Regions from separate parts of the Mus musculus genome. Here all the other regions are linked to region 7. The links are chromatin loops, found by intact Hi-C in ENCODE. Cell type or tissue: heart. All regions are shown on one strand.

The links. Hi-C counts contacts between places; a loop is a spot of excess contacts. Peaks named below come from ENCODE experiments on the same cell type or tissue, not always from the same donor. Only the 100,000 strongest peaks of a DNase experiment are listed, where the experiment ranks them.
Region 1: a loop joins it to region 7, with 2.2 times the contacts of the local background. A loop is called at or near these places in 2 of 42 quality-filtered maps.
Region 2: it touches region 7 in a loop (4-fold over the local background); 6 of 42 quality-filtered maps call a loop at or near these places.
Region 3: it touches region 7 in a loop (2.5-fold over the local background); 4 of 42 quality-filtered maps call a loop at or near these places.
Region 4: a loop joins it to region 7, with 4 times the contacts of the local background. A loop is called at or near these places in 18 of 42 quality-filtered maps.
Region 5: a loop joins it to region 7, with 2.6 times the contacts of the local background. A loop is called at or near these places in 4 of 42 quality-filtered maps.
Region 6: a loop joins it to region 7, with 4 times the contacts of the local background. A loop is called at or near these places in 6 of 42 quality-filtered maps.

Annotation. Positions count from the first base shown.
Region 1 is chr1:60,651,042-60,655,041 of GRCm38, reverse strand. No RefSeq gene overlaps it. Among named protein-coding and RNA genes, the nearest start is that of Gm38388, 54 kb to the right of the region's middle. In heart, no CTCF peak of the experiment used is centred here; a DNase peak (open chromatin) is centred at 2,201; H3K27ac peaks cover 650 bases.
Region 2 is chr1:60,402,604-60,406,603 of GRCm38, reverse strand. It overlaps a transcript of Abi2 not described here. Among named protein-coding and RNA genes, the nearest start is that of Abi2, 5.0 kb to the left of the region's middle. In heart, a CTCF peak has its summit at 1,537 (motif pointing left); no DNase peak of the experiment used is centred here.
Region 3 is chr1:60,270,657-60,274,656 of GRCm38, reverse strand. It overlaps Nbeal1 (neurobeachin like 1), which reads right to left. Exons shown (of 55, transcript NM_173444.2): 34 at 2,400-2,524. Among named protein-coding and RNA genes, the nearest start is that of Cyp20a1, 71 kb to the left of the region's middle. In heart, a CTCF peak has its summit at 1,970; no DNase peak of the experiment used is centred here.
Region 4 is chr1:60,860,720-60,864,719 of GRCm38, reverse strand. Gm38137 (a long non-coding RNA gene) reads right to left here and starts at 895. Exons shown (of 3, transcript XR_865466.1): 1 at 728-895. In heart, a CTCF peak has its summit at 3,888 (motif pointing right); DNase peaks (open chromatin) are centred at 799, 1,559, 2,019 and 3,539; H3K4me3 peaks cover 481 bases; H3K27ac peaks cover 534 bases.
Region 5 is chr1:60,897,625-60,901,624 of GRCm38, reverse strand. It overlaps the pseudogene Rpl18-ps1. Among named protein-coding and RNA genes, the nearest start is that of Ctla4, 9.4 kb to the left of the region's middle. In heart, no CTCF peak of the experiment used is centred here; a DNase peak (open chromatin) is centred at 2,304.
Region 6 is chr1:60,156,636-60,160,635 of GRCm38, reverse strand. No RefSeq gene overlaps it. Among named protein-coding and RNA genes, the nearest start is that of Nbeal1, 22 kb to the left of the region's middle. In heart, CTCF peaks have their summits at 154, 363 (motif pointing right) and 1,978 (motif pointing left); a DNase peak (open chromatin) is centred at 2,005.
Region 7 is chr1:60,959,298-60,963,297 of GRCm38, reverse strand. It overlaps a transcript of Icos not described here. Among named protein-coding and RNA genes, the nearest start is that of Icos, 17 kb to the left of the region's middle. In heart, CTCF peaks have their summits at 996 and 1,978 (motif pointing right); DNase peaks (open chromatin) are centred at 2,037 and 2,627; H3K27ac peaks cover 593 bases.

The sequences.
Region 1 (4,000 bases), 310 kb after region 7:
CCTTCTCCAGCTCAGCAATGAGTTGTTCATTTGAGACGTCAGGAAAAGTGACTCTCTTGAAGTAATAGCTTATGGCAACTAGTCTAACTTGGGGCATTCATTTACAGAAGAGATTTCCAAGTTTGTTATTACTAATTACCCTTCTCAAGTGTTGTGTGACCCTAATTCTGGAGAGATGTAAACAAACTCATCGCAAATATGGAATGGACAATGGACCAAAGTACAGATATCATCAATTCAACTTGAACCAATAGGTTTTGTTAGGCTTACTTTCAGAAGTTTGGGTAAGGAATTATTTACAGGAGCAGAAATGACTCAAAGATAGCTGCACCATCAAAAGCCCATGCCAGCACAAGTGACAACTCACAAAAGCTGGGAACTGTACGTTTCTGCACAACTTCCAGGCAGCTCAGTCAGCGTCTGACTTTTTCAGGTAGTTTGGCTGGTCTCTGCTTCTTGGCTGATCTCTCTTGGCTATTATAGTCATATACCTGAAAATATCTCTTAGCAGTCTTACTGCTCATATATGCTTAGAGAAGGAGGGACCTAGTTAATCTGATCAGTTTCAGGAACTTTCTGGGGCTTTTGAGTTGTTCTTGTCCCAAACGTCAGAGATCCCTACTGATGAATGTTTCACCTCCCTTAGGACAGGCATCCTATGTCTTAAGTACATTTCTTCCATGATGAGATTTTTTTTCTAGAAGTAAATTGCTACATATCATCAATATATAGGAAATGAAGCATTTCTGATTTGAGAGATGACTCAGCAGACAAAGGCACCTGCCACAAGATTGATGACCTGAGCTCTATTCCTTGGACCCACATGGTAGAAGGAAAGAACCTATTCACAGAAGTTGTCCTCTGACTATCACACTTTGGATACTCTGTGGTTCACATTCTACTTACAAAGACACACACACCAACACAAACACACACACACACGCACATGCATGTGCAGAAACAGATTTTATGTATAAATTAAGCATTTTAAAATTCTAGTTTCAAAGAAAAACAGCAATATCCCTTCTTACTCTTCTATCTACTGACTCATATGTTATATATGAAATTAATCTGGTAGAATCAGTGTTTTTATTGGGTTTTGTCAGAAATCAAAATGCATAATTAGGACAATTACATATTTGTATTTCTCACAGATACTAAATTGTTGTCACTGTTGTGCCTTATCTTTCTTCTATAGTTCAAAACTTTGGCTTTTCTCTTATTGGCTCCACTGAACACCAGAATTCGTGATGGTGTGCAACTGGGACCAGGTGCAAAACAGACCACCATGAGCACTCTGGTCACACACACAATCCTCTGCTCAAGCCAGTGGCCTCTCTGTCCTGCGACGGCGTTATGCTAGCACATCAGCTGGGTATCACCACTTCCCGTGGTATCTGTACAATACTACATATAGGCTTTCAACTGCAGCAAGAGTTTCTATTCTGTGTTGGATTATGTTCTCCTTAAAGATACACGAAAAGCCTAATCTTGATTCTGTTAATGAAACTAATTTGTAAACAGGATGTTGGCTGATATCATTGGGTTAAGATAAGGTCAGGCTAGGTTAAGGTGAGCCCTAAATCCAATATGGCTGATGTCCTTACAAGTTTGCACCCAGGAAGGGGGTGCAAAAGGCACATCCCTGGGAAAATGCCATATGAAGATAGAAATGCAGGACAGATGTTCAGCTTCAAGCCAAAGAATCCCCAGGATTGCCAGCAGCCAAGAGGCTGAGATATGCACAGGAGAGCCCTTTCATCAGGCCCCACCACAAGGACCCAACCTCACCAACATCTTACTTTTGGACTCCTAGACTCAAGAATTATAAGAGAATAAATTTTTTGCTAAACTATCAGTTTGTGCTACTTTGTTATGGCAGCCTGGGAAATTAATACAATTTCTCTCACGCTTTAGGGGAATTATTTGGTTCATGTAACAAACATTTATTCAGCACCTACTATCTGCCAGGGGATTTTTTTTTCTCTGGGTGTTATGAAAAGTACCATAAATAAAAAAAAAAAATGGTCTCTCTTCCAGGCTGGCTGAGAGATGAGGTCATATAAGTCTAGCGAGGGAGCGCTGTATGGGGTGTTGAGGAAGCAGGGAGGGAACAATTACCCAGGGTTCAGGGAAGGCACACTGACAGAGATAAAGGCACAGAAGAATCTTGAAGGATACAAGCAGTACCGGAAATCTGAGGCAGGAGAGAGTAAACAGTCCTCTCCCACGCCCAGTTCTAACTTCAGCCTCTTCCTGCAGCCACTTGGCTTCCATGGAGAATGAAAATGTGTGATTCTTCTGACTGATTCTCTGCACCCTGAAGTCTCTTGCCAGCTTGGCTTTATGAAACAGGTCTATTCTCTTAGGACTCAGTCAGGAGAAGGAACAGGAAGTCTAGTTTTTGGGGCAAGGGTTGTTTCAGTTTTTGTTTTGTCTTTTCATCTAGAAAAGACACATGTGACACAATACCATTTGTCTTTGAAGATATTATTGTTTTTTTGAGACAAAAAAAAACCCACTTTGAATCCAGACTAAAGACAGTCAGGTCCATCTGGGTGTGATGTTGTGCACCTGCAATCCCAGCTAAGGCAGAGAGAAGAATCACAAATTCAAGGCCTGTCTGGACAGCTTACCTAGAGCCTGTCTCAAAATCAAAATAATTTGCAGCTGTGTGAGTGTAGCTTAGTGGTAGGTGGTTTGCTTCACATACTCGTGAGTTCAATCCCCTGTTCTGGAGGGGGAGGGGAGTAAGGTACAAGTTCTTCCAAGATAGACTATTGGGTCCTTCCAATGACAAAAGAATACCGAGAAAACAGAAAGATGGCCAATATGAAAACATACCTGCAATCTGGAAAGCTGAGTAAATAAAAGACAATTTTTACAGAGGCAATCATCATATTAATATTGCAATAGATTGTTTTCCAGGTTGTTTCTGTATAGTCATGAGCAATGCGCCATCCAGCCTTTTACACACAGCATTACAGCATAAACATTTTCCTAGGCCTTGAGAAACTCATGATAAACATGATTTTAATGGCTCTGAAACATTTGATTGCATGCATGCCCATAGTTTACTTAACCAGGCTTAGAGCTGGCCATTAAGTCAGATCATAACTTATGAATATCCTTCAGATAAACATAGTGAGTTTTTGAGTGGTGATTTTTTACTAATTTCATCACAGATGAAATTAGATGTCTTTCGATGCAAGGACAGTTTTGTTATCAAGAAGTTGACTTCAAAACAAACACAACAAAAGACAAAGATTTGGACTTTATAATATAGAATAAAGGACAATGTGAGCTGCTCTCCCCTCCAACCCCATCCCCCAAAGATTTTCTTCTCTATCCTGAAGCTCTTTTTTGCTGGGACAACTCATCTCAGCTTCCTGGTAAAGCTAGGTGCAAAGCACTAAGTATTTTGGGACCTCTGTCCTCCTTATTACACTAAGTACTAGCCAAGTCTTCTATTGTTCTTGCTCAAGACAAGCACTTCAGTGCTAGCCCAGACTCCTGCTTACTATCCAAGACACTCCCTTGTGAATTCACTCGAGTTTGTCCTGCAACTAGTCCAGCTGACCCTGGTCAAATCTATATTTTTCCTAAGCCATCATTCCCATCTCATCCACCATATGCTTTCTTAGAATTTCTCACCAAAATATTCTCTTAATGGGGTCACACACAGGCATGTGCATGCATGCACACACAGACACACACACGCGCGCGCGCACACACACACTTATCCATTTCTCTGGGTTTTTTTCTTTCTATTGTTGTAAATGTCTTAGGACAAAAAAATACAAATTCTTATACTGAGTTGTGTATAAATAATAGACATTTATGCTCACAGCTCCGGAGACAGGAGAGACCAAGATGAAGGCTCTAGGAAATGACAGCTGGTGGCATCTGGTGTCTGCCTCCAAGACCTTGTCCTTCTTACTGTGTTCTCACCTGATGAAAAAAACAAAACAAAACAAAAAAACCCAAAAACAATAACAAC
Region 2 (4,000 bases), 560 kb after region 7:
TCAGGTCCCTCCACGTCACTGACATTCTTATCCAATCTTGCAGGAGTTTCAATGAAAGGTACAGTCCTTTTCAGAAAACCTTGTTCATAATATCATTTCCACCTTCACAGAAATATCTTACAAAAAAGGATAAGTAATAGTAATATTAAAAATAATCAAGTACTCTATGTCAGATTTCAGTTAGTATTTCACAAGAGTCAATTCCCATTAATATTGCCAAGGTGGCTTTATAGTTTCCATTTATAGACAGAAAAACCAAGGGAACACAAAAATATATTTAGAGATTGTGGACTTAGGACTTACATATTGGTTTGACCTTTTAAAAATGTTTTTCTTTTCCGTTATGCCATGTTGTCAAACTTCCAATATTTTAGCTCTATAAATGCCATCCTTCGAGTGTAGACACTAGTAATGCCTACTGATCACACATTATGTAACCTCTTATAAGAGGAGGGAAGGCTAGACCCATTCAACAAAAGAGCCTTTGCGTGTTTACAGAGTGTGGTGGTTTGACTAGGAGTGACCCTCATAGGTTCAAATATTTGAACACTTGCTTGTAGGGTGTGGCACTACTTGACTGGGATTAGGAGGTGTAGCCTTGTTGAAGTAGGTGTGGCCTTGTTGGAGGATGTCACTGAGGTGGGCATTGAGGTTTCAAAAGCCCAAGAGAGACCCGGAATCTCTTTCTGCTGTCTTGGGATTTGGTTGTGGAACTCTCAGCTTCTTCTTCAGCACCATGTCTATCTTCCTGCCTGCATACCACCATGCTTCCCACCACAGTGACAATGGACTTAAACTCTGTAAATGCAAGCAAGCTCCAATTCAATGTGCTGTGGATGAATAACACAGAACATTGCAATAAATTCAAGCCCTATCTCTCAGTTTTTCCTCTTGTCAAACATCCTTAAAATATGAATCCCAAACTTAACTCCATATTCCACTACAGCAAAGTGCCACGAGACAACAATCCTAACACATTTTTTGGGACTTGTCAACATGTATGGAGATTATTAATAAAAATAAAAGAGGGGTCAGAAATAGGAGGGAAAGACGTAAGGTTCTGAGAATAGTAGAGTAAAAGGCCAGGAAACAACCCTTGAAAACATAAAGATGCTGGAATTACAGGCATAGGCCATCACACCCAGTTTGTGCAGTAGTAGGGGCTGAGCCCAGGGCCACATGCATACTGGACAAGCATTCTACCATCTGAACCACATCACTAGCAACCAGTACCACCACAAGTCAGGGGGAAATAAAAATGCTAGAATTATTACATGAAAGCCTGAAAAAAAATAAGTTAGATTATAATACAAGAACAAATACCACATAACTTTAAATTTTTAAAGTTTTATAATTATAAAAAGAAGCATGAGTATATCGCACTGGGATTTCTTTCTCTTTTTTTAAAGATTTATTTGTGTGTGTGTGTGTGTGTGTGTGTGTGTGTGTGTGCTCTATCTGCATGTATGTCTGCAGGCCAGAAGAGTGCATCAGATCCCATTACAGATGGTTGTGAGCCACCTTGTGGTTGCTGGGAATCTAACTCAGGACATCTAGAAGAGCAGACAGTGTTCTTAACTGCTGAGTCAGCACTCTAGCCCTAACATTGGAATTTCAATGAAGTTTCTAATGATTTATTTATTTTTACTAGATGTGCATTGGTATTTGGTCTGCATATATATTTGTACAAGGGTGTTAGATCCCCTGGAACTGAAGTTACAGACAGTTATGAGCTGTCATGTGGGTCCTGGGAATTAAAACCAGGTCCTCTGAAGAACAGCCAGTGCTCTTAACCACTGAGCCATGTCTGCAGCCTCTCAATGTCCCCATTTTTAAGGGAAAATACAATATGTAGGCTTCTATATACTTAGAGATAGCACAATAGTTAAAATGAAAATCTGGGGGGAAAGTTGGGTGTGGCAAAGAGTTCATATTTGTAAGATGTGAACAATAAGGAAGTCTTACAAACCAACAAGACAAAAGCCAGGCATGGGGCCCACACTGGGGATCCCAGCAACAAGGCAGGATGAGGCAGGAAAATTACTTTATCACAGGAGATTGAAATTAGAGTGAATAACATGAGCTGCTGCCTAAAAGGGGGCTGAGAGAAAGATAACTATCCAGTGTTGAAGAGAAAAGAATGTGTACAGGAACTTGTATAAATAATAAATATAGAGGTGGTTAATAAAACCAGGCATAGTGGTACACATCTGTAATCCCAATACTAAAAAGGCTGGGAGACAGGAGAATTGACGATTCAAGACCAGCTTGGGCTACATAGCAAGCCTTTTTGTGAGCCCTGTGGTGGGAGACTGCAGGGGGAGAGTTTGAGAGATGTAAAGAGAGAGGCTCAGTATCACCTGAATTAGGTGAAAATCATGCAGATTAATACCAAGAATAATACCAATCTCACAATCTCACGTATTACTCATGATTTTAATATTGTATATTCCTTCTAAACAGTAATTTGTACTCTGTGTGTGTGTGTGTTTGTGTGTGTGCGTGTGTGTGTGTTTACCTGGTTCTTCCTCCCAGCCCCATGCTCCCTAAAATAAGGCTCAGACTTAAAATATATTTACAAATACCTTGGCCATATGGCTGGGCTCTTCTCTGACTAGAATCATAACTTAACCCATTTATTTTAACCTACATTCTGCCATGCAGCTGGTTACCTGTGCTCAAATACCACACACCAGGCTCCTCACATCTTCTTGTGCAAATCTCCCATGCCTGATTTTATCCCAGGATTATTTCTGCCCCCTAGATGTTCCACCTTCTATTCTACCCTTTTCTATAAACCAAAGATTTTTAATCGACAGGTGTTGCATCTATATAATACGCAAGATATTCTGATATTCTGTGTGTGTGTGTGTGTGTGTGTGTGTGTGTGTGTGTGTGTGTGTGTGTGTTTATACATGCATTTAAAATCTGGCTGGATGGTTGGGGGCAGTGAGTTTGCTCGTTTTAAATGTTATAAAACTATTTTTCCAAAACCTAGAGTTTGTATTTTGCAATTGTACTATCAGTTTGATTCCAAGCAACAGTTAAAATCTCCTACTTTTTCCCCCTCTCTTATGTCTGTCATTACAAGACACCAAGAACATCATTTTTAAATCTACTGTGGCTCTTTTTGCAGTCATCCCTCAGAATCCACAGGAGATTGGCTACAGGCTCCTCATTCTCATATCAAAAATGCAAGTATGCTCAAATATCTTATATAAAATGAACTGCACACATATTCTATAGGTTAGACCACTTCTAGATTAATTAAAATGCATAATGCCATGTAACCGTTATACAGATGCCTGTTTTCCCTCATTGGCTAGGTAATAATAGCAAACAACAAAAGTCAGAGTGTGCTTAGTATAGACTTGGTTTTTTAAATAATTTCACTCACACAGTAGTGGCACACACTTTTAACCCTAGAGTTCAAGAGGCAGAGGCTGGAGGATCTCTGTGAGTTTGCGACCAGCCTGGTCTACAGAGCAAGTTCCAGGACAGCCAGGGCTACACAGAGAAACCCTGTCTCAAAAATAATATTCATATAATAATAATAATAATAATAATAATAATAATAATTTCAATCTGCAATTGGTTGTCTACAAACTATAGATATGGAAGCCTTAGGTACAAAGGCAACCAGTATTTATTTCTAATGAGTTATATTATAGGCTTTGTGACAGATTTTAATCCTCATTTCATCTCTTGAATAATCTGTCATCGCTGCAGCCTAAACCTGAGGTTATGGTCCCTGGGTACATGAGTGCCTTTGGTAAGAACTGTGAGAGGCGCTGGAGCTGAGGTTCCGCTGATAATATGGTTCTCTAACATCATGCACTGGGAATGAGATGTTGAAGGCCAGTTTGGGGCATTCGAGACTGACTCAGTGTGGGAACGATGCTGAAGGTCTGGTGGTGTAGCGATGGTGACCTGAGTTCTTCCTCCAGCTCACACAAAAGAGATATAGTTTGTTTCATGTTGTCTCTGCTAGGATTTTTGT
Region 3 (4,000 bases), 690 kb after region 7:
CTTTATACCCATAGGTAAGTGTAGCCCTCACTCCTCATCAAGAAAACCTCTCTTTGTAATAGATGGAGACCATTACAGAAAAACATCAATAACCAAAATGCAGAGTTGTGGAGCTGAGTCCGACTGGATCCATCTATAAAACAATTCCCAAACCTAAGGTTCAGGGACAGTCTTGGAAAAGAGGGCTGAAAGACTGTAAGAGCAAGCTTACCATGAGACTATATCTCCTGGGAACATCAGAAGATACACCCATAAAGTCTAACCACATGGTTAGACTGTGTAAATATGAGTTGAACAAGGACAATAACAACAACAGACATGCTAAATGGATTTGGGGTGTGTGGTGGGATATATAATATATACACATATGCACGTAACAAAAAAAGACTGAATTTGAAATAGAGCAAGGATAGGTTCATGGGAGAATTTGGAGAGAGAAAAGGGAAGGGGTAAATGATGTAATGATATTATAATCTCAAAAATAAAAGAAATAATAAAAGATATATTTTAAAATTTTTTCCAAGTCAGGGTTTTACTATGTTGCCTGGGCTGGGCTGAACTCCAGATACCTCCTTCTTAACTGCTTAGTTAGCTGGGATTAAAGCCATGCAGCAGTGCACTAAGCTCCTCAATCAAAAGAATCCATTTATTTTGTCTCTCAAGGTAGCCTGAGCCTGAGAAACTTTACATAGCAAACAACAACCCTGGCATTCTGCCCCTCTGCCCCTACTTCACAGGTACTGTGATTACAGATAGGAATCTAGATTTTCTTATCCATCACAAACTCGGTGTCTTGAGTTCTTAATGGGCTTTTCATTAAAATATTACATACAAGCATTTTACAGAAAAGTCTATGACATAACCCTGTTCTGTATATTTGCAATGAGTTATTTGCAAAGTGTACTTGAAACAAAACAAGCAACTATTTTCTTACTAAAGAATATCATGAATTGGCAGAATATCAAACTATCTTAAGAAGTAAGCAAAATAACTCTGCACTGAATTGTGAAGTACACCCAGCAGAAAGCACTGTAGGATGAGCCACTGCTTGCTCCTAGTTTTCACTACCATCGAGCACCATTTCTCCCATCTGTCCAGTTTTACTGTCACCACTGAACTGGAACACTTCTTAAAATATGCAATGAGTAAAGCTGAGGTGAAAAAAGGACAGTGGTTTTCTTGAATTTAAGACGGCTGAGGTAAGAAGAAAGGATATAAACTCATCTGCAGAGTAGGAGAGGGTAAGGAAACAGGAGTGGGAATTTCCCAGAGAAGGATTTCTTGGAAAATAGTAGGGAAATAGCATCATTGAAACTACTACCAAACTAAAGTGATGCACTGGAGGGGGATGTCTGCTAGGTAATGAGGACAGTTACATTTTGAAAAGGAAGTGTGCAAGTGCCAGAAAACTGACAAGGCAGAGAGGCTTATATATATGACTGTAAGCTGCTATGTAAGATACATTAAGTTAGTGTTTGTGTCAAAGACAAAATATTATTTTTCATTAAGAGAAAAAATCATAATTATCTGATTTACTTTAGAACACAGAATCCTAAATGATATACTGGCTTTCTTCAGCTTTGTAGGAATGGTCAATATGTTAAACGGAAAAAAAGTCTAAAATTTGGCCCTTGTTTAATCTATAGACCTATCATGAGATACAAGTGGTACAGAAGCAGCTACAGTGACAATAATTATGACTTGGCAAACATGTAGGTGCCATGGACACATCACAGGAAATACTTCTGCATATTTCAGACTTTTCTTCAAAAGAGAACAAATGACAGCCAATAATGAAGAGCTTCTTACAAAGTTATAGAAACCCCTTTAAAATCCATTTTGAAATACTACTTGGGTAAATATTTGCAAAGTATTCTTTTACAAGGCACATCTAAGACATTAAAAATTAGGGCTCTTTAAAAGCAGGTTGGGCTGGAGAGATGAGCACTTTCAGAGGTTCCGTGTTCTACTCCCAGCAACCACATGGTGGCTCACAACCTCTGTAATGGGATCCAATACTGTCTTCTGGTGTGTCTAAAGACAATAACAGTATATTCATATACATTAAAAAGGGGGGAGGCAGGTTATAAAAGAGTCATAAATTAAAGGATGGGGAAGTAGGCTAATTTAATAGTCAAAGGAAAGGATATTATTTCTCAACAAAACATAAACGAAATACAGTAAAAATACTAGCTTTCTTTGGAAAGTTACATTCAATGAAAACACACACTCATCTTAGATTTAGGCCAAAATTAACAACACTGAATTCATGTACCAATTTACACATACACTTTAAAGTACTATACCCCTTTGTTCTTAAGTAAACATCTAAAACAGTAAACAACAGTAAGCAGCCTGTCAACATCTGTTCATAAAAACAGGAAGCTACTGTAACTCACCTAAATTATCTCTTAAGGCACTAGCTTCCTCGTGGGTTTTGAAATTATAATTTGGTACCAGTTTAAGTCTCATGCGGGAATAATTTTCAACATTAGCTAGTTTCCAGTGAATTCGATTCTGTTTCCTATAAAATTCACAATGAAACAAGTAAAATTATTTGAAATTATAAAAATTAATTGTTTACAGCGTATAAACAAGTATAAAGTGCTTCACAATTGTTCAATACAATTTAGAAAATGATCAAGATATAACAACTGGCTAGTTTGCACAAGGCCCTGGGTGTGATTTCCAGCACTACAAAAAAGCAGACTTGGGTAAACCTGAAGGAGAGCAGCGGGATGGGGGCTGAGTAAGAGCAGCGGATGGCAAATGTGTGCAAACGGAAACCTACTACTCTATATGCTAGCAGCTACTTTCGAAACAAATGTAAATGTTTATGTTTATCATCTGGACAACTGTCATGAAAACTAAAATGAGTACGTTTGACTGCAACATATATGAACCTAAGAGAATTTAAATTACCCAAGATGCCATGAGGCTTAATGGTAGAGAAATAAGATTTGAACACTAGCTTTCAGACTTCTGGCTTGATTACTTTATTCTTTCATGTTAAATGCAATTTTATAACCATAATATTAAAAAGTTTTACTACAAATAAAAATAACTACAAATGTGGGAATGGATGGGTAGGGGAGTGGGGGGAGGGCATGGGGGACTTTTGGGCTAGCATTGGAAATGTAATTGAGGAAAATACGTAATAAAATAACTACAAATGGATCAAAATCCAAAATATCAAAGTTAAGATGATAAAACTCTTAGAAGAAAAGGTAAAGTTTTATGACCTTGGACTTGGGTATGCTTTCCTAATACATTATAAAAAGCATGCAAGGAAAAAAAACTAGGTTTATTAAAATTATAACTTCTGAAGAACAAAGGTCACAATCAGGAAAGTGAAAAATCATCTACATATTTGCAAATCACCTGAAGAGTCACTGAGAATACATACATTCTGACACACACAACTTCAGTGAAAAGTCCATCATTCAATGTGGGAACTAGGCAAAGGAAACAAGCCAACACTCTTCAAAGGCATACAAATGGCCAACAAGTACACAAAACAGCACTCAACATTGTTGGTTATTAGAATGGTGAAAAACAAAATTATATGATCATGCTTTATATACACAACGGACGGGCTATTTGAAAAATTGGAAAACGACAACTATCAGTTAGAATGTGTGAAACTGGAAAACATGCTGACATTTCCTTGTCAATGCCTAATAAGTTAAACATGAAATATGATGCAGAACTTGCATTTATACTATATACCCAAAAGGATTTAAAAGCATGCTCTCAAAACATTTTGATACAACTATCCACAGCAGCACTGTCAGAATAGCTCAAAGGTGGCCAACAACTAAATATTTATCCACTGATCAGAGGGTCAAAAAGATAAACAAAAGGGTTACTTTACTACATTTTTAAAACAAGGGCTATAAAATATATACACCAAAAGAAGTGACAATATTAAGCTGTAAAATGTTGAAGTGCATAACGTCATTAACTCTAGCTTAATAAGGTGATGTGAGAAAGGCAGAAG
Region 4 (4,000 bases), 99 kb after region 7:
GCATAAGCACACACTTCATATTCATAACAAACGGGATGCCTCCATTTGTTTCCTTACATAGCTGCCCACAGTCACTAAATCATAAAGTTACAGAATGATAGAGATGGAAAGAACATTATCCTCGATCATTCTGAGTAGACAGGGTTCCAGATAGAAGGGACGTGGCTGTACACATATGTGGCTGTGCGGTGGGGAGCCTGAGAATGGACTGTCTCCTACCAGACAAACTCTTCTTTACAGCTTTAGTCAACATCTCAGAGTTGACTCATAGAAAAGATACGTCATAAAGCAAGATTAAGTGTTTTATAGCATGACCTTCTTCTGCCAGGAAAAGGTTTTCCTCATGAGATATAAGAAATCCTATGTGTTCACTCAAAACTGGTTACTAAGTGTCAGCCCAAGATTTTTCTCTTGTCAAAAAAAGGACAAGATGCAAAGGTTTTTAGCTAGGTCTATGCAGCGGTAAATTGTTAAATGGCTCTAAGCTTCCAGCAGGTCTACACACACACACACACACACACACACACACACACACACCAGCTTATTTTTAATATGCCTTAGCCAGCTCAATGGTTGGGGCACTCCTGAACCTCCACGTGGCTAACACACTGCCCTCTGATATTCCTGAATTAATACTTACTAAATCTATATTTTATCTTTGCTGCCCTGTTTCCTTCTGGGCAGCCTTTCTTGGGCCCGCTTTCCCCTTACATTTCTGCTGTCTCACCCTTCTGCTCCTTCCCAGCGTGGTCCATCCTATGTCCTTCTCATGGTGGATTCTTTCTCGCCCACTCCTGTCTCCCTGCCCAGCCATTGGTCACTGGCAACTTTATTTCCCAATCAGATCCATCTGGGGGTGTGGGCAAGCTTCCTTTAGCCTACATGTGGGACACTAAAAACAGGTTTAGGGGGAACATAATTAACATGAGAGCACAAGCTGCTACAGAGCTAGAGGTATGCCTTCAGCAGCTTCTCCCCCATGGGAACTAAACCCAGAACCTTATTAGCTAGGCAAATCCTCTATCACTCAATCAAATGGCCCAACCTAAGACAGAACAGTTCTTTTGCTTTTAATAGTAAAAAAGGAAGTGTGTGTGTGTGTGTGTGTGTGTGAGAGAGAGAGAGAGAAAGAGAGAGAGAGAGAGACAGAGAGAGAGAGAGAGAGAGGGAGAGAGAGAGAGACCAAGTGTGTGAGTGCAGATACCCACAGAGGCTTTAAACAGGCTTCAGTTTCCCCACAGCTGATGCTAAGGTGGTTGTGAATTGCCCGATGCCTGTGCTGAGCAAAAGAACCACTCTTCCTGGCTAAGCCATCCCTCTAGCCCTGCCCCCTCAGCAGCTCTTACTGAGGAGAGTATCCTCCCGCACAAGGACATATCCTTTCGCCTTCTTACTCCTGAACCTCAGCCTCCGGGAAACTCATATTACCATGGTACAGCTGTGAAGATCTATCCTCCTCCTCTTTCCTTGGTCACTCTAGAGTGCACGTGACCACTCGGCAAACAAATGTCCAAGCCAGCATGTGGCATATAAACTCCAGCTCCTATTTCTGCCCCAGCTTTGCAAAGCCAGGTGCTTCCTGCTGATGGCCAGAAGCACTGCTCTCACGAACCTCTAAAAACGCTGACCGGGCACTCACAAGGGATGTGTGAGGCACTATTCATCAGCAAGACTCTGTGAACATTTTTCCAGGACCATGTTGACGCTAACTGCAAAGCCACATGACCCTCGACAGCTCAGCCGCTGTGCCGAGCAATCCTGGAACAGCACGGACCCTGAGTCCCAGGCCTTTCTTCACGTACCATTTGTAGATTCTGCTCCAGCCCTAACACCCAACTTTCCTGAATTTATCTTTCCAACTTGCCCTAAGCTGCAGCCCAACCGATTTCTTGGAATATCTTTCCCGTCCCTCATTCTCAGTTTTAAAAACAATTCTCAAAGACTATGACCTAATTAATTTTTCCAGTCCTCCCCTCCAATCTGGGAAATAGATTTTCTCTGTGAATGGACAGCGTCCCCTCCTCCACTTCCTGGGTTTATGGGCTTATGCTCCAACAGAGGCCTCTCTGCAGGCACTGTTCTGGTCACCACTTACAGGGCTGGAGGAAAGACAGCTCATGAAGAATGCTATCTTTCTCCTACCCAGGGATAATAGGAGGAAAGACAGCTCATGAAGAATGCTAGCTTTCACCTGCTCAGGGATAATAGCAGGGCCCAGCAGCTCACCCCTATTACTGTGCTGGTTACCCATTATATTCTACATCCCCAAACAGTCCCTAGCTCAGGTTGATAATTAGATGCTGTCAGTAACCTTTAGCCCCCACTCTCCAAAGACAGACGGTGTCCGCTGCACTGATGCTTTACCTCTGTGGCCCTTCCAGGTGCCTCTTACTGGATATTGGGAACACAGATATGATCCCAAACATGTGGCCTTTTTTGAAGATTTGGTTATAGGCCTTAACCTTTAATAGATGAGCTATACCTTCAGCCCTGTGTGGCCTTTCTGAATGAACCTCTCTTTCACTCATTTTTATGTACAAAATAATAGGCTGCCTTACGATATTTTCATGGGTAAGCCGTTGTATTTTGCTCAGTCTCCCCTTCCACCGCCTTCCCTTACCTCCAGCCCTGACACTTTCCTTTCTGCACTCACAAATAAGTTCTCCCTGCTTTTGTGTGTCATATATACATGCATATATATGAATGTATATTATATATTAGCCATATGAGAGAAACCATAAGGCATTTGTCTTCTGAGTGGCTCACTTCCCCTTGCATGATGTACAATCGATACATCTTCCTGAAAATGAAACAAACATTCTTCACTATGATTGAATAAAACTTCATTGTATATAAATGATGCATATCATATATATCATATATCACATATCATATATATCACCATGTTTATCATTAATGAACATCTTAGCTGGCTTCTTGATCATTGAGAATAGGGTATAGATAAACATGGACGTGCAAGGATCCCGGTGGTATGCTGACTTAGACTCAATTGTGTAGCCTGGAGTGGTGTAGCTAAAGCATATGGTAATTGTATCCTTAGGTGTGGCTTTCTGGGAACCTCCACACTGATTTTCACAGGCACTGCACCGTTCTCCAGTCTCATCAGGCATAAAGAAGGACTCCCTTCTGCCACCCTTTCTTCGTGTCGGCATTTGTTGTTTCCTTGGTGACAGGAGAGAGATGGACCTCAGTGTCACTTTATTTTGCATTTCCCTGGTGGCTAAGAATACAGAGCATTTTCTCAATTATTCTCTGCCCATTTATATTTCTATGAATCCCTCTTGAACTGCAGACATGGAGCATACAGGGTGGATGGTCTTCTCCATCCCTTACGACTCTCATTTCACTTAAAACCCATTTCATCTCCCCTCAAAGGCTCCCTGAATTTCCCTCTGTTTGGTGCCTTTCCTTCCTCTGCAGATGCTAAAAATATCATCGGAACAATAGAAAGCAGCGGTCCCTCCAGCCTCTACCCCACTTTCCAGTGAGCCGTGGGAAACTGCAAGCTTCCCTGGGCTTTTCAATGATGCCTGGGTCATGTAATGTCAGGGGAAGAATTTCTTGGCTATTACAAACACATTAACAACTGGGATCCAAGATCTGCGTCTCCTCGTGCAATGACATCACTGTGCAATGCACACCCCCTCCCATTTCATTCCAAAGATATGACTATTGATACTCACAAAAATGGTTGCATCTACAAAGCAGTAAGAAACAGCTTTAGTTGGCCCAACTGGGAGAGATAAAGAGAGAGAGAGAGAGAGAGAGAGAGAGAGAGAGAGAGAGAGAGCGCTAATTGATAAAAATTGACAATAGGTTCTCACAATCTATTCTTACATTTGCAATGAAGCACACTGACCAATAGATGGCAGTCATTGACTGCTCCACAAATGTCTAGTTCCCACCCACATTGAATCAGCCACATCTAAATTTGCTGTGTCAGGGTGGGATTTTCAGGACCATCCATCTTTGCTACAAC
Region 5 (4,000 bases), 62 kb after region 7:
GGGTGGACAATGAGACCCTCCTCCTAACCACATGGGAGCCAGTCTTTTCCTGTTCGCTTTCAGAACAAGATGTATAACTCTTAGCTCCTTCTCTAGCACCATGTCTGCCTGGATGCTGCCATGCTCCTGCTTTTTTTTTTTTTTTTTTTTTTTTTTTTTTGACAGTCTCAAGTTTTTATTCAGTGGGTCTTTGTGTCTAGCAGAAGGTGTTGGGCCTCTTGGTGGTGAAGCGTGGCTTGTGCTGGCGCCGCAACACACGGTGGGGCAGTGGGAATTTGATCTTGGAGTCGTGGAACTGCTTGACAGCTGTCCGGCGGCACTTGCCAGCTGCAATCTCTTCCACCTTCATGATCTGGATGGAGTGGGCACGGGCACGGTGTCGGGCACCCATGTCTAGTTAGCACTGTGTGACTGCACCAGCAGTGGTCAGGTCCCTGTACTCCCGGTACATGTTGTGTGTGCCACTGCGGGAGTCATAGCGCAGCCAGATGCCAAAGTTCTTCACACGCAGGGGTGATTTCTCAAACACCTGTCCGCAGTACACAATCTCCCCAGGTGACTTCTTCATCTTCTTCAGCTGCGACACAAAGTACCAGAAGCGGGACTTGGCCACCACATGGTTGGGTGCAAAGATTCGCATACGGTACAGTGGTGGTGTGTGGCATTTTGGGGTTGGCAAGCAGCGCCCCACCACCTTGTACTCCCGAAGCGTGCCCGAGGCCTTCATGGCACTGCACGCTCGTTCACCGCCAGTCACAAAAGGGCTCCTGCCTTGATAATAATAGACTAAACCTCTGAACCTATAAGCCAGCCCTAATTAAATGTTTTCCTTTATAAGAGTTGCCTTGGTCATGGTGTCTGTTCACAGCAGTAAAACCCTAACTAAGACACTCACGGTTGTGCTTGAAGCCCTTCTCCTAGGTGATTCTAGATCCTGTCTGATTGACAATAACCATCACAGAAACAGTAGATATTTTCAAAATAGGAACCCATGTTATTTTACCGAAACAGTCGTTGACTTGTTCAGGACTACCCATTAGATCATATAACTTGATTATCTAGGAGAAAGGGGCAGAAAGACTTAGTAAATAGTTTAATATTTGGCCCATGAAGTTTCCCAGGTCACTCCCTCCCAACCTGTATGGCACATTGAATATATGTGATTACCTTTAAAATAGGATGAGGTAACTCAGCAAGTAGGCTTTCCATTTCACAATAGAGGAACCTTCCCAAACCAGTCACAACATTTTCTTGCCTTGATTCAAGTAATAACAAAACTTGGAATGGAATATGACCAAAGCTTTTAAAATATTTTCTCATTAATTAATTTATTTATTCACTGTTTATCCAAATCTATTTTTTCTTTTTTTAATGCTGAACAAGCCTTTGACCCACACCACCACTCCCCAAATGCTTTGCTGTCCATAAAGAATCACATGGCAAACAAGGGTGGCCTGTTTGAAAGATGTCATTTCTTACACAATCTAATCTCAGCTGTAAGCCCTTATTTCAGCCTCCTGGTTACACAATCACTATTTCATCTATTAAGTTGTATCATTTCAGGTCCTGCTGTGACTGCAGCAATTGAATGACTTCACACCTCAGGTCCATCAGAGACCATCATGGTCACACCTTGATGAGAGAGGAGCACCCTCGTGGCTTTGCCAAGTAAGGAACCGTAGCTGTGGCAGTGGGAAAGCTCTGCTGGGTGATGGTGCCTTTGCACACACCATGTGCAGAAAGTGAATCCTTGAATCCAAACAAGTGCTAGCAAACTGTGCTCTCTGTTGACTGAAGATTCAAAGACTCAGAACCAGGAGTGTGGTACAAGCCCATAATCTAAGCTTCTCAAGAGGCTAGATGAAGAGGACCTCTTTTAAGGTTAGCCTAGAAACTTTAGTGAGACTGTCTCAATATAAAAAGTAAAATGATGGCTGGACTGTGGCTTGATGGTGGAGTATATGCCTAGCACAGACACACACACACACACACACACACACACACACACACAGCCACTGATAGATGTACAGTCTGAGGCAAGGGGAAGAGATTCTGGCTATTTGTCATCTTCCACAGTCTCGACCACACATCACAATAAACCATCTTCAGCCAGAGTCAAGTTCTGACATGTGACCATTCAGCTCTGTCTTCCCAGGGCAGTTTTCTAAAGGTTACTCAGTTGTGGAGTAGCTAAATGAGATGGAGGAAGTCCACGCTAGTAGGAAACTTTAGTTCAATGAACCGCATTATTGAAGTGGGCTGTGGAGGGTTATTTAGAAGCAGCTGATTGCATTAGCAGCTTTCCTAAGCTGGATTACATTCAGAGGAAATGCTCTGGCTGGGTGTTTCTTCCATGAGCAGGAAGCTGGGTCATCACAAATCCACAGTCACAGCAGGACCCACCGAAGGTTTTAGCCCACAAAGCATAACTAAAACCCAAGCTCTTCGAGTTCTGCCTAACACATTCAAAGCCCAGTTTCTTCATTCCCCTAATGGAATCACACCACTGACACTAGTTCAAATCCACCGCTTATGTAATTCCTCCCCAACATTACTTAAGGGCAGTCTGATCACTAATAAGTTCTTGCCACATGTAAACTTTGAAATCTGCAATTCTGGTCATTTCTCTTCCATTGGTTATGAAATGCTGACAGGTAGAATGTATCAGAAACACTTGTTTCCTGTACTCTTGAAATACGAGCAGGTCAAAACCATTGAGTCAGCCACACCCCTTGTGTGTCACCCTTTGTATTAGAAAGAAAAATATGAACTTAGAACATATGAGTGTATTAGGGATTGACTCATGCTATTGAAAAAAGAGGCACAGGAAGTTATGATAGTTTAAAACTAAATGTTCTAGTAGAACTGATGATCCTGATTTGTTGAACACCTCCCTAGAACCAAGTTTATGGTAATATTGTTCAGTACATGCAGTTTTTACCCCTTCTCATCTCTCAGAACCTGTTTTCCCCTGAGTACACAAGCCACTTCCTCAGGTCTCTGACTCTCTGCAGACACCAAGACTCTTAGCCCTAAAATGTGAGCGAAAGGCATTTATTTAATCTGATTCTACTCCCCTCCTGAAGCAAAAACACAAGACTCAAAAATAATAAACCCTCAAGGCTTTTGCTCTGAGTGAAGAGAAGTAAAGAAGAAAACTGAGAAACAAATGGAGCCAGGGAAGAAAGCCAAAATCAGAAACTTTAAATGAAGGGTAATTTACATATAGAAGTTTCAATATGCCAAGCCTCAAGTATCAATTTGGACCTGTCTGACATAGTTCCTCAACAGTGTGAGAGCACTGACTGCGAGTGGGTGGAACTTTTATGAAATTCCAAAAGCCATCGGATAGCACAGCACGTCCCAAAATATACTCTGTGAGATTTTTTTTACACAAAGAACACACAGATAATGTCACTCTAGCACTAAATTTAGCAAATAGAACTGATTGTGATTGATAAGACCCTGAACCTTTTTTAGACTCTTTTTTATTAGATATTTTCTTTATATACATTTCAAATTTCAAATGCTATCCTGAAAGTTCCCTATACCCTCCCCCCTGCCCTGCTCCCCTACCCACCCACTCCCACTTCTTGACCCTGGCATTCCCCTGTACTAGGGCATATAAAGTTTGCAAGACCAAGGGGCCTCTCTTCCCAGTGATGGCTGACTAGGCCATCTCTGGGGGTACTGGTTAGTTCATATTGTTGTTCCACCTATAGGGTTGCAGACCCCTTCAGCTCCTTGGGTACTTTCTCTAGCTTCTCCATTGGGGGCCCTGTGTTCCATCCTATAGATGGCTGTGAGCATCCACTTCTGTATTTGCCAGGCACTGGCATAGCCTCATACGAGACAGCTATACCAGGGTCTCTTCAGCAAAATCTTTCTGGCATATGCAATAGTGTCTGGGTTTGGTGGCTGATTATGGGATGGATCCCCAGGTTGGGTAGTCTCTGGATAGTCCATCCTTTCATCTTAGCTCTGAACTTTGTCTCTGTAA
Region 6 (4,000 bases), 800 kb after region 7:
TAAAGGCATGTGCCACTACTGCCTGACTCTATGAAGTTTCTTATGCTACACATTTTGTGGAATAATATTTGCCATTTTGTACCTAGCTCATTCAGCGTAATTTTCAAGGTTCATTCATGTTATTGTATGTCTTAGTAATTCCCTCTCCTTAAAAAAAAAGATTTATTTTTTATGTATGAGTACACTGTAGCTGTGAGCCTTCATATGGTTGTTGGGAATTGAATTTAGGACCTCCGTTCACTCCAGTCAACCCCACTCCCTCTGGTCAACCCTGCTCACTCTGGCCCAAAGATTTATTTATTGTTATAATTAAGTACATTGTAGCTATCTTCAGATGCACCAGAAGAGGGCATCAGATCCCATTACAGGTGGTTGTGAGCCAACATGTGGTTGCTGGGATTTGAACTCAGGACTTTACCCGGTGAGCCATCTTGCCAGCCCCATAATTCCTTCTTCTGTCTGTGTAAAATATTCCATGTTAAGTACATGCCATATCGTGTTTATCCATTCATCAGTTGATGAATACTTGGGCTATGTCCCCTCCTTAGCTATTGTGAATAATGCTGTGATTAGAGATGCCATGCAGGCATCCATGTGAGTCCATTTGCCTTACAACAAAGAATGGAATTGCTGGATTATATGCCAATGTTTTACTTCTCTGGCACAGGCAAATGGGAGTTATTTTCCAAACTAACCACAGAAGGAAAAGTTACTAGTCATTTGAGTTACATTAAGATTAAGAGGGTTTTTTTGCATTTAATTCCAGCACTAAGGCAGGAGAGTCAGGCAGATCTCTGTGAGTTCAAAGGTAGTCTGGTCATACTGAGCTCCAGGCCAGTGAAGTCTATATAGATAGTATGACCTTGTCCCAAAATAATGAAACAAGGCTTGGTGGCAGTGGTGCAGGCCTTGAATCCCAGCACTTAGGGAGGCAAAGGATAACAGATGTCTGAATTTGAGAGGACAGGCTGGTCTACAGAGTGAGTTCCAGGACAGCCAGGACTACACAGTGAAACCCTCTGTTGAAAAACCAAAACCAAAGAAACAAAAACAAAGATTAAGAGGGGCAAAGGATATACCCCAGTGGTAAAAGTGTGTGTTGAGCACAAACAAGGCCCTGGGTTCAGTCTCTAGCAAATAATAATAAAAACTGTTCATGGATAGTTGTGTAAAACTATGGGCTTTTCTATGCCTACTGAATAATGACAAGGAGATCTTTACATTTATTAAAAGCTTTAGGTAGATACTCATATATTCTAACCAGACTATGCTGACCTGGCCTACCTTCCCAGCCACATGGCCCATTACCTGTCATCTTAGTCTTGCCCTGGGTCATCCTTCTTCATCTATGTCCCTACCCTATGTCGACTTCCCTGTTCCCCTTCCCGAGACCCTCTCTCACTTTCCCTGGGCCAGAAGTCTTTTCCTCTCCTGCCCAGCTATCGGCTGTTCAGCTATTTCTTTAACCAATCAGAAGGTTATGGAGAACCATGGTTTACAAAACACCGAGTGAGGATATGCTTCATAATAATGACTGCAACCAGATCTTTGGGTGCAGAAATCAGCATCTGGATACACAATACACAAAAACATCCCCCAAAAGTTGCCCTCCAAATTCTAGGTAAATAAAGTTAGCCAGCAGCAGCCTGTGATTCTGTACAATGAAGCTAATTCAAACCACAGCAGTAGGAAACCGTCCATCCTTCCTGTGGTCTGACAGTGTTTCACTGAAACCCTCAAGATTCCAGGAAGACATATATTGCCCACTTTCTCTTGATACTGTTGATTCTATATAGGCACATAAAATCATTCATGACATGAAAGTAGAGGGAATGGGTGAGAAAAGAAAGATACTGGTGGGGGGATGGGGAGAAAAGGGTATTGGGTTGCACTATAATAATTCTTTTCCTGCTAAGTTGAAGATGGCGTGATCCCCAACATGCAATTCTATTTCAGGCCTGGTTTGCTTCTGCCCTCTGCTGGGTGCTGGGATGGTTACTCTTGGTTGTCAACTTTATTACATCTGGAACCAATTAAAAAAACCAAAACCAAAACCAAAACAAACCCCAAGCAGCTGAGCAGACCTCAGAGGGATTTTTTTGACTGTATCATTTAAGGATGAAAGATCTGCCCTAACTCTGGATCATTTGGGGTGGGAAGACTCGCCCTAAATCTGGACCACACCTTCTAGTGGCTGCCCACGTGAAATGACATGAAAGAAAGCTTCTGCATTTTGCCTACTTGCCTTCTCTTTAAGGAAAGTTCATCTATTTTGTAGCTTATGAATTCCTCTACTGATAGTAGATGTTAGAATGCACTTCTTCAGGATTCCAGTGCACACTGAAGACTAACAGCTTTCTAGGACTTCTCTGCGTCTCTAGCATGAGATTGGGACTGCTGACCCATCACTACTACTGGAATCTTGCCTTGAGATAGCCATCGTGGGGTTATTTGAACCATTCTAATAAATGTGTGTGTGTGGATGTGTGTGTACATGCACATTCAATTGTTTGTTCCTTTAGAGAAGCTTTACTGATACACTGCTGAGTAACCTTAGAGCTTGGTAAGTGAAAAGGGAGGGCAACCTCAGAAGCTTCAGCAAGTGAAGCTGCCACTCTCTGAAAGGAACAAACTGACTTGATAAGTTGGACTTGTTTGGATTGTTTTGTATGTTAGCACCACCACCCCAATCAAGTGGCAAGAGTCTTGTCTTGTCTTGTCTTGTCTTGTCTTGTCTTGTCTTTTCTTTTCTTTTCTTTTCTTTTCTTTTCTTTTCTTTCCTTTCCTTTCCTTTCCTTTCCTTTCCTTTCCTTTCCTTTCCTTTCCTTTCCTTTCCTTTCCTTTCCTTTCCCTTTCTTTCTTTCTTTCTTTCTTTCTTTCTTTCTTTCTTTCTTTCTTTCTTTCTTTCTTTTTTAATGTCTTCTTGGAAAACTCATACATGGAAACCATTATGTACTTACTACTTTTATAAAACAAAGTCTGCTAGTACTGTTTAGAAAACAAGATCGGATTTGTCACATGCAAGGTAATGAGCGTGTAAACTGGTATGATATGTTTGCAGAGTGGAATGGGAAACCTAAGTGTCAGGTCCAGGAGGGCAGTGCTGGTGACAAGCCAAAGGTTTAAAGCAGATCTCTTAAAGTGCTTTCTGTTCAATAGAAAGTTTCCCTAATCCTCCAGGAACCTTCCTTAACCAGCTCATAAGGGTCAACTACCTTAGGCAAGAGCACTAGTTCCCAAGTCAATCTGGACAGCCCAAATCCAGTCAGAGCCCCACCCTGCTAACTGTCATAAAATCTACTTGCTTTGCCACTATTCTGCTCTTTCTGCCCAGCCCCCAACTCTCCACCCACCGGAAATGGCCTTGGCAGTTTGGTCCCAACAAATTATTCTATCTGCTATGGAACAGTCTGGTTCAGTAGTTTCATTTGGGGCTAAGGTTATGTTTTAAATTGTAATTACTGTGTTTAAGAGATCCATAAAATGCTGGGCAGTGGTGGCAAATGCTTTTAATCCCAGGACTTGGGAGGCAGAGGCAGGCAGATTTCTGAGTTTGAGGCCAGCCTGGTCTACAGAGTGAGTTCCAGGACAGCCAAGGCTACACAGAGAAACCCTGCCTCGAAAACCAAAACCAAAAACCAAAAACCAAAAACCAAAGATGCCTCTAACTTGTAAGCCCCACTTGCCCAAGCACAGATAAACCCGTAAACCTCACCTTCTCAAGAGCAGTTAACGTCCTACAATGCTGGGGGCTGTTGTTCATGTAAGATAGCAAGCCAGATGCTCTCACGTCTGTAACCAGGGTTGGTTGCCCCAAGGGCACAGGATGTGCTTGATCTTTAATATTCGGGAGGCACAGAGGCAAGAAGTCAGTCAGGGTGGATGCTTGCCCCTGAGTGGATGAACGTGGGAAGGAGGTGGCTTATGGCTTTTACCTTTATAAGCATGGGACTACATAATTCGTGGCTACTTTCTGGGGATCCCAGGTAAGGACCTGGCC
Region 7 (4,000 bases):
TTTAGTGCAGAATTCTATCAGACCTTCAAAGAAGTCCTAATACCTGATGTATTAATAATAATATATAGTGGATATACCCGAACAGAACACCAGGCCAAGGCGGTTCCACGTGAGAGAGGTTTATTGTAAGGGAGAGAAGAAAAGGAGTGGCAGGGCAAGTGGAAGGGGAAAGAAGAAAGAGAGAGAGTGGGGAGGGGGTGTTCTCCTCGTTTATATGGAAAGTGACGTAACACAAGTAACAGATGTAGCTAACAGATGTAAGTGAGCTGAATTATTTCCTAGACTCTGGGTGAATTCCAACTTTAACTACCAGCAGTATGTATTTACCTAGGTCTCACTCCCTGCCACTCTAAACACTTTGCATGCAGAGGACCCTTAAACCTCCGTAGAACCCAATGAGAGAGACGCCTCTAATTATTCCTGAAAAGTGCACTCACTGTAAAAAGGTTTAAAATTGTACAAGGTCCCCACTCAGCTTACAGGGCAAGACCGGAATGAAACAAGGAGAAAAATCTAAATCCTGGACTTAAATGTTTTAGAGTTTCTATCAATTCACAATCAACAGCTCCTGCCGCAGCGGCAGTGGTTGGCGCATGCTGATTAAAGTCCTCTCACCTGAAGGGTGTGGCGTAGTTATAGACAACACTGTTTGTCAGTACGCTTCTTCCATGTACTGTGCTAAACGCGAAACATTCGTTGTCTAATCCTCACAGCAGTTCCGTCTGCAGAAAAGAAACTGAGGCTCAGAAAATAACATGTAGGAAGGGCTTGAGTTCAAGAAAGCCTGCCCACACTCTTTTCCATTATACAGGCCTCTTGGGGAAAAAATGGCATGTTCTTAACCAGAGTTCGTTCAACTGGGTTTGCCCTGATTATGTAAAACCAGAAGTTTTGCTGTAATTGTGAATGTGATCTTTTAAAAATATTTTAACTTTTATCTTATGTGTATGAGTGTTTACCTACTTGTATGTATTTTGCACCACGAGTGCAGTACCCACAGAGGCCAGGAGGGGGGGTCCTCTGGAACTGGGTTGTGAGCTACTATATAGGGACTAGGAACAGAACCCAGGCCTTCTGCAAGAGCAGCGAATGCTCTTAATGGCTGAGCTGTCTCTCCATCCCTTGAATGTGATTCTTATTTCACCTAGTATCCGGGAGGTTTCCTAATAAAACACAACTTGATGTGAAAATATTAAACTGGATTCCTCTTGCAGACTGTTGCTTGGCGACTGAGTCTCAGCAATGATGCTATGTTGTTGCCTAATTTTAAAAGAACTGTGTTTAAATGAGGGGACCCTACTTGTCAGCATAGTTTCAACACATTATTTTTATGAACATTGATATTAACAATCCTGGTATGTCCATTTTAGGTAACAAAGGTAAAAAAAAAAAAAAAAGTAGTATCACACTAGCATGAAACACCAAATGTTTACGTTGCAGGTATAGCAGGTGTTCGTTCCTACAGGGTAACTCTCAGTTTTCCAGAATGTCTGATGGAGAAGATGGGGGTCTCTGACCTATTTGTAGTTAGTGTGACTAGTTCTTTTTACAAGCACTCATAGTATAGAAAGTGATATCAAAATGGAATACCCATTAAGGAATATGGGATCGCTTTGCATTCATCAAATAGTTATTCAGTAAGTTAATCAATTGCATGACAAAATCTTCTTTAAGAAAGTGCCTAACTGGGCTCCACTTCCTAGGGTCTTATAACCTAAATGGAAGCTCAACTGGAAAATTCCAATGATTTCTACAGCCAAAAATACAGAAAAATAACGCTTGTTTGTTCAGCTGGGTTGCTTTTAAAAAGTAGACATGTTTGAAATTTTTAAATTAGTTCTATGCAACAAAACATACTTGTTTAAAGTGGAGGTGATGTTATCTTATTGTGTATTTAAAAGAGAAAAGCATATTCCTAAGGGTTTCCTGCTATGAAATTTCAATTCCTTCCCATCTATGAGCCTTCGATAGTTACCAAATACGACCACAAGGGAGCACTGCTGAATCAGACTTGTGATCCTCAAACCCACAGCTGTACAAATGCTTGTGCTCCCTTCCTGGGGGAACAGAAGTGACTCCTCAGGCATTCGTGCAATGCATGTGAGGTGCAGTATGAGGAATGGATTTTTTTTTTTTTAGTTAGTCACAGCCCCCAGAAATGAATTTCTGTATTCTCATCGGAAGCCAGGTCTCCACTAGAAGATAGACAGATTGTCTGATGAAAGAAAGCAACACCTTAGCTAGGCAGTGGTGGCACACGCCTTTAATCCCAGCACTTGGGAGGCAGAGGCAGGTGGATTTCTGAGTTCGAGGCCAGCCTGGTCTACAGAGTGAGTTCCAGGTCAGCCAGGGCTATACAGAGAAACCCTGTCTCGAAACCCAGCCCCTCCCCGCAAAAGAAAGCTACAACTTACTACTTTCTTAAAATTTCTCTGTCAGCCTTGAAAGAGTCGATGACCTGCAAAGCTGCATGTTTTTTTTCTCTCTTCGCTCCAGGAGGAAGTGTAGGAGCGTCCACTCAGAGATTTGAGAAGGAAGCCAAGATATCTTTGGAGGATTGCAAAATCCTGGGGAGGCTAAGGAAGCTGGCTGAGAGTGATAACACGGTCTCCTCCCATCCTGTTCCCATGCTCTCCGACTGCTAGCAGGCTGTGCAGCCGCCCTGTCAGATCTGCGACAGATCGGCGATGTGGCGAGCAGGAGTTACTTGTAACTTTAAATAAAATATATCTCGCACACACAGGGAAGAAGCAGAACAAGATATCAATGGAGGAGATTAGCACATGACCCCAGCTCCCTCTAGGCTCTGCCATGACCAGATGCAGGGATTGGACAGCTAAGATGTCAGCACACCCTGTTACTGCAGATTTGGATTCTGAGAGTTCATTGGCAGGACCAGGTTTGGAATTGAGAGAGATTTGAAGGGAGGTTAGAGTCCTGGAACAGGACTTGTGTCCTTCAGGCTGGACTACAACATGGGGAACGGAAGCAGCCTCCCTACGGTGTCCACTTCCTAGCCACCACCTGCACTCACCTGTCACCACGGTTTTCTCTCAGAGTAATGCTTTAAAGTGAGTGTTTTACCATCCCAGACAGAATGGACTCCATAGCTGGGAGGGCTTATATATGCTTGACCCAGGGAGTGGCACTATTTGGAGATGTGGCCTTGTTGGAGTAGGTGTGTCACTGTGGGTATGGGCTTTAATACCCTAGTCCTAGCTGTCTGGAAGCCAGTCTTCTGCTAGCAGCCTTCGGATGAAGATGTAGAACTCTTAGCTCCTACTGCACCATGCCTCCCTGGATGCTGCCATGTTCTTGCCTTGATGATAATGGACTGAACCTCTGAGCCTGTAAGCCAGCCCCAGTTAAATGTTGTCCTTATAAGAGTTGCCTTGGTCGTGGTGTCTGTTCGCAGCAGTAAAACCCTAAGACGATAGCCAAGCATCCTAAGGCATGCATGTAATTCCAGCACTTAGGAAGCAGAGGCAGGGAGATCAGGATTTCTATGTCAGCCTGGCCTACGTAAGACCTTATTTTTTTAAAAAAAAAATCAAAATTTAAATGAATGCTTATAATAATGTTCTCAAAGCTTACCAGGCAGAAAATGACAGGGCAAGCTAGTGACTGTCAAAGCCTTTGCCCTTCACTTTGCCCTTGCTCCTATTGAGTCTTCAGTTCAGGTATCACACCCCTAATTCTATTTGCACTGCAGTCAGTGTCTTACCACATACTGTTGCTATTTTGAAGCTGCAGCAGCGGAACCAGAGGTAAGGAAATTCCTACAAGATAGCAGAGTCAGAAGTTGATGTGGTCTGATTCCCCACCAGAGCTCCATCTATGGCATCTTACAGCCCTCGCTAGACACGGGCTTCAGTTGTTATGAATCCTTGGACTGGAGGCCACAACTGCCAAAAGAGAAAGAAAGGGTTTGCTTTCCCTGCAGTGGTTGTAGGATTAGGTAACTCTTGATTAGAACCTGTTGCTTGCCGGGTTCATTGTT